Regions from separate parts of the Homo sapiens genome. Here region 2 is linked to region 1. Evidence: chromatin contacts called from ENCODE Hi-C or POLR2A ChIA-PET data. All regions are on one chromosome and are shown on one strand. Each heading gives the region's core, a stretch centred on a gene start or an enhancer-like site at or near the end of the contact. The rest is flanking DNA. Distances are from core to core; before and after follow the strand shown.

Evidence for each region. A loop is a pair of places that touch in the nucleus more often than their neighbours do. ChIA-PET counts read pairs that join two places held with the same protein, here RNA polymerase II (POLR2A). Pooled maps may share reads with other maps.
Region 2: a pooled map shows a loop between it and region 1 (2.3-fold over the local background). The contact joins the promoter of C12orf56 here to the enhancer-like site in region 1. A Hi-C loop is called at or near these places in 1 of 168 maps with a recorded cell type or tissue (Caco-2) and 1 of 50 pooled maps. POLR2A ChIA-PET finds 5 or more read pairs at or near these places in 9 of 52 experiments (A673, AG04449, Caco-2 and 5 more).

The regions. Positions count from the first base shown.
Region 1 is chr12:64,317,448-64,320,147 of GRCh38, forward strand. C12orf56 (chromosome 12 open reading frame 56) reads right to left here. Exons shown (of 13, transcript NM_001170633.2): 4 at 1,128-1,533. Among named protein-coding and RNA genes, the nearest start is that of C12orf56, 72 kb to the right of the region's middle. RefSeq lists an enhancer at 2,075-2,653. Within about 2 kb of position 1,389, at least 2 of the 41 ENCODE cell types and tissues checked have a DNase peak (open chromatin) inside an H3K27ac peak, as active enhancers do; they include A673, where a contact is called at or near this core.
Region 2 is chr12:64,389,419-64,392,118 of GRCh38, forward strand. C12orf56 (chromosome 12 open reading frame 56) reads right to left here and starts at 1,340. Exons shown (of 13, transcript NM_001170633.2): 1 at 896-1,340. The coding sequence starts at 1,147.

The DNA.
Region 1 (2,700 bases), core at 139-2,638:
TTGAGTAAATCACTTAAAAATTTTGTGTTTCGGCCAGGCGTGGTGGCTCACGCCTGTAATCCCAGCCTTTGGGAGGCCGAGGTGGGCGGATCACCTGAGGTCGGGAGTTCGAGACCAGCCTGCCCAACATGGCAAAACCCCGTCTCTACCAAAAATACAAAAATTAGCCGGGCGTGGTGGTGGGCAACTGTAATCCCAGCTACTCAGGAGGCTGAGGCAGGAGAATTGCTTGAATCCAGGAGGTAGAGGTTTCAGTGAGCCGAGATCACACCACTGCGCTCCAGCCTGGGTGACAAGAGCGAAACTCCATCTCAAAAGAAAAAAAAAAAGATTGCATTTCAGTTTCTTCATTTATAAAATAAGGACTTAACCTAGTGATTTCTAGACAAATTTATCTGATCCTATAACAAGGTCTCCCCCATCAACCCACTTTCAATAGCACAGCTAAGCAATACAGAATCATACTGACAACGTTGAACCTTACCTGAGGTCTCTGTCACCCCAGCAACTGCAAAAGACCACCTGCTCACACATATTCCAGGATAAGACTTGTCTCCCTCCTTCTTCATGACTTCCATGACTCACCTTACCTACCTCTACAAAACCCCAGGTGATTTTTGTTTGTTTTTTTGAGATGGAGTCTTCCTCTGTCGCCCTGGAGTGCAGTGGTGCAATCTCAGCTCACTGCAATTAAACTCCGCCTCTGGAGTTTAATTGATTCTCATGCCTCAGCCTCCCAAATAGCTGGGATTACCGGCGCGCACCACCACATCCGGCTAATTTTTGTATTTTTTAGTAGCGACAAGGGTTTCACCATCTTGGCCAGGCTGGTCTCGAATTTCTGACCTCAAGAGATCCATCCACCTCGGCCTCCCAAAGTGCTGGGATTACAGGAATGAGCCACCATGCCCGTCCAGAAACTGCTCATTAATGAGCATTTTTCCCTATTGCAATCGCCTAAATAAAATCATCTCCTTAATTGTTCAGTACATTTTGTTTTTCACAATATTATTAAATTCCAAGGCTAAATTTCCAAAATGGGAGGTAAAGGAGGGAGGAGGGCTTGTTTGCTCTAAAAAATAAAAATATAAAAATTCAGGTTAAGGTTAACTTAGGAGGACACTTACTATAATATAATTGTTCCATGAACTTTTTAAGTGCAGAAATATTGATGAGGTTGTGGAAATAACATACAAATGAAGTTCTGACTCCTTTTTCTCTAAATTTGAGTTGCTCTGTGAAGGGGAATCTAAGAGGGAATTTCCTAAGTAAAACTCATTTCCATTCCCATTGCACTTGAAAGGAATTTCACTTATGGAGTTGTGATCTGGAAGTCCCTGGGGTTCTTTTGTGTTTGTTGTGCAAGATGGCTCGCTGACAGCCTTGCCAGTTGTTGGTGCAGACTGAGAGCTCCTCCTGGAGGGGGAAGGTAGGGGTCGAAAGGCACCTTGGCCATGAAGGGACAGCTTTTTGAGGCCTGGACGAGGACAGAGAGTTGAGTCCTTGGATGGTGTACTGCTCTCCTGCTGGTCCCTGTCAGGTAGAATTTAGTATTAAACATGACATGCAAAATTTCACAGTAAGCAACAAAGAGAACCGGTAGTTTAAGACTGAACACAAATGTTTTCTCACAAAAGGAATGCTTGTTAAAACAAGGAAGTCATTGAACCTCGCTGGTAATAACCCATTGACTAGAGGAGATTTGATACTGCAATCTTTTAGTATACGTTTCTGTTTTCAGAAATAAACTGTATTTCGGAAATACATTTTATTTCACAGAATGAAGCACTGTATATATTGAAAGTATTGTGCCTGTCCTTCATGGAGCCCTGATATTTCCACTGAAAGGACTTTTTAAGTTTTGAAACTTGATTGTCCTTTAATTGTACATTGCTAATGGATCCTATAAAGAAAAAACAATTCAAATAAGGATATGAAGAGAGGGGTTTTGTTTGTTTGTTTGTTTGAGACCGGGTCTCACTCTGTCACCCAGGTTGGAGTACAGTGGTGCCATCTGGGCTGTCTGTAACCTCCACCTCCCAGGCTCAAGTGATCCTCCCACCTCAGCCTCCTGAGTAGCTGGGACTACAGGCATGTGCCACTATGCCCAGCTAATTTTTGTATTTTTTTGTAGTGATGGTGAGACACAGGACTAGCTGGATTCCCTAGGCCGACTAAGAATCCCTAAGCCTAGCTGGGAAGGTGACCACTTCCACCTTTAAACACGGGGCTTGCAACTTAGCTCACACCCAACCAATCAGTAGTAAAGAGAGCTCATTAAAATGCTAATTAGGCAAAAACAGGAGGTAAAGAAATAGCCAGTCATCTATCGCCTGAGAGCACAGTGGGAGGGACAATGATCGGGATATAAACCCAGGCATTTGAGCCAGCAACAGCTACACTCTTTGGGTCCCCTCCCTTTTATGGGAGCTCTGTTTTCACTCTATTAAATCTTGCAACTGCACTGTCTTTTTGTCTGTTTGTTACGGCTCGAGCTGAGCTTTCGCTCCCCGTCCACCACTCCTGTTTGCCGCCTTGGCAGACCCGCCACTGACTTCCATCCCTCCGGATCCGGCAGGGTGTCCGCTGTGCTCCTGATCCAGTGAGACGCCCAGTGCCGCTCCCGAACGGGCTAAAGGCTTGCCATTGTTCCTGCACAGCTAAGTGCCCGGGTTCGTCCTAATGGAGCTGAACACTAGT
Region 2 (2,700 bases), core at 90-2,589, 72 kb after region 1:
GCCGCCTGAGATTGCCAAGCGTCCTGTGCGCATCTCATTAACGCATCTGCTTATTCATGCATTTATTCTTTTGCTGGGGAGGGGGTGGAGGGGAACGGTGTCTCACTCATTCTGTAGCTCAGGCTGGAGTGCAGGTGGGGCGATCTCGGCTCACGGCAACCTCCGCCTCCCAGGTTCAAGCGATTCTTGTGCCTCAGCCTCCCAAGTAGTTGGGATTACAGGTGCACACGACCACGCCTGGGTAATTTTTGTACTTTTGGTGGAGACGGCGTTTCACCATGTTGGCCAGCCTGGTCTCGAACCCCTGACCCCCGGTGATCTATCCACCTTGGCCTCCCAAAGTGTAAGGATTATAGGCGTGATCCACGGCACCCGGCCTTATGCATTTATTCTTATTGAGCATCTAACATGCTCTAAGCATCGGGGGCAAAAAAGTAAATGAGATATAACAGCACTTAACACACAGCATTTATTTGCACGGGTGTTGGCTTTCTAGCCCTCCAGCGACTGCTTCTAGGTAGGGGCCCTCTTTCGTTTTTGCATCCTCCGAGTCTAGCACAGTGCCTGGCACTGACTAGGTGCTTTGTTAACAAAGGAATGACTTTAAAAGGTATTTTTGATAGGGAGCTCGGTTCTCAAACCTGTAGCCCTACGTGGGGTAGGGGAGGCGGGAGAATGGGTGAACAGGCAGACACGAGGAGAATGGGAGACGTGTTTGTATTAGGAGTGCTCACAGCAATCCACAGCTTCCCTGTGTTCCTCGTTCTCAAATAAGAGGAGGGGAGTCGAGGGCAGGATGGGGCAGCCCTCCCCGCGCAGGAGGGCTGGGTTTGGGGGCCCCAGCCGGGAGTTCTCACTGCGCTCCCGAGCCCGCCTGCCCACCCGCGCCGCTCACCAGGTCAATGGCCACGACGTCCCGCAGAGCCACTACCCGCCGGATGGACTTGGGCGGGTTCTCGGTTAGGTAGACGAGCCGGTCGCTTAGCACCACATACTTGAGGATGTGGTTCTCAGAGTTGGACACCACGATGCATGGCTCGTAGGCGCGGACCGCGTCGTAGACCTCGGGCGGCAGATGCCGCCGCAGGAACACATCCAGGCGGCTGTTCCTGCGCGCGGGGAAGCCGGACGGCAAGGGGCTGGCCATGCCCGGCGCCCGCAGCGTGGCGGAGTGCTGGGACTCGAGGCCCTCAGCTCGCCCTCTCCCCGCCCCCGCGCTGGAACCCGCGCGCCACAAAGCCGCCGGCCACGCGTCGCCTCCTCTCCAGGCGCGGGGACCCGGGCCGCAACTGCAGGAATCGACGCTAGGTCGGCTTCCCTGGAGCGCCCTCCCCAGCCCTGTCCAGCCTCTCGATCTTTGTCCTAACCTCAGACGGCGATGGGCGGGGCAAGACGCTGGTCCTTCAGGCCCGAGTTGATGGGCACCTCGGGCTCATCACCGTGAAGTCCCCTGCGGCCGAAGGGCGGTGGATTTTTAGGGTCTCTCCCGCCCACCCCTAATGCCAGTCCCCACCACTGCGTACTCTGTTGCGGATCACACCATCCAATACAAACTTTATTGGTAATGGAAGCCAGCTTCAATCTGGTTTCCTGTTAGAAACTTGAAAGAGTTTAATTTACCGATTTATTTTTAACAACCCTAGAAACCTATTAAACCCAATCACACAGATTTAGCTTTTGGTTATAACATGGCCTGGCACAGCTTTCTGATATTGTCGGAGTGTAAACATAGGTCTTCTTTCTCCAACCAGTGAGAAAGGGATTTTTTTTTTCTTTTCTCTTTTTTTTTTTGAGACGCAGCTTTGCTCTTGTTGCCCAGGCTGGAGTGCAATGGCGCCATCTCGGCTCACCGCAACCTCCCCCTCCCGGGTTCAAGCGATTCTCCTACCTCAGCCTCCTGAGTAGCTGGAATTACAGGCATGCGCCACCACGCCCAGCTAATTTTGTATATTTTAGTAAAAACGGGGTTTCTCCATGTTGGTCAAGCTGATCTCCAACTCCCGACCTCAGGTAATCCGCCCGCCTCGGCCTCCCAAAGTGCTGGGATTACAGGCGTTAAGTCACCTCGCCCAGCCTTTGAGAAAGGGATTCTTCACATGAATTGATGTGAGCACACCCAAACCAACCTAAGGCATATGGTTTTGTTTCCAATGCCCAGGACAATCTATGCAGGAAGAATGAATGGGTGATGCTGGCATCTTGAAAAGTTGAAGCTGATAGACTGAAGAATGCGGATTACATACCCTGAGGCTGCAGAGGAGTAAGTATTCCTTAGTTTTTACAGGCCAAGAATAACTTACTAATTAGGTTAGAGAAATGAGAAGGGCACAACAGAAATGCTCTAAGTCAGAAGTTCCATTTTTTATTTCGAATCCTAGAAAAGTTATTCTCTTCCCCTCCCCATTGACCCAAAAACCTGATAATGAAACCATATCGTTCATTGCTGTGGCTGCCAGCAACCCTGAATCAAATTTGATATATTCTTTATATTCTCCCTTTCTACATATTTTATTATTGTATACTGTATGTTATAAGCAACTTCAAATCCCTTGTGGAAAGAAGGTATAAATATATTACAATCCATAAACAGATATTGTAGACTACACTAGTACAAAGGGAAAGAGAAATGTTTTGGTCTGGCTAAACTTTTTTTTTTTTTTTTTTTTTGAGACAGAGTCTCCCTCTGTCACCCAGGCTGGA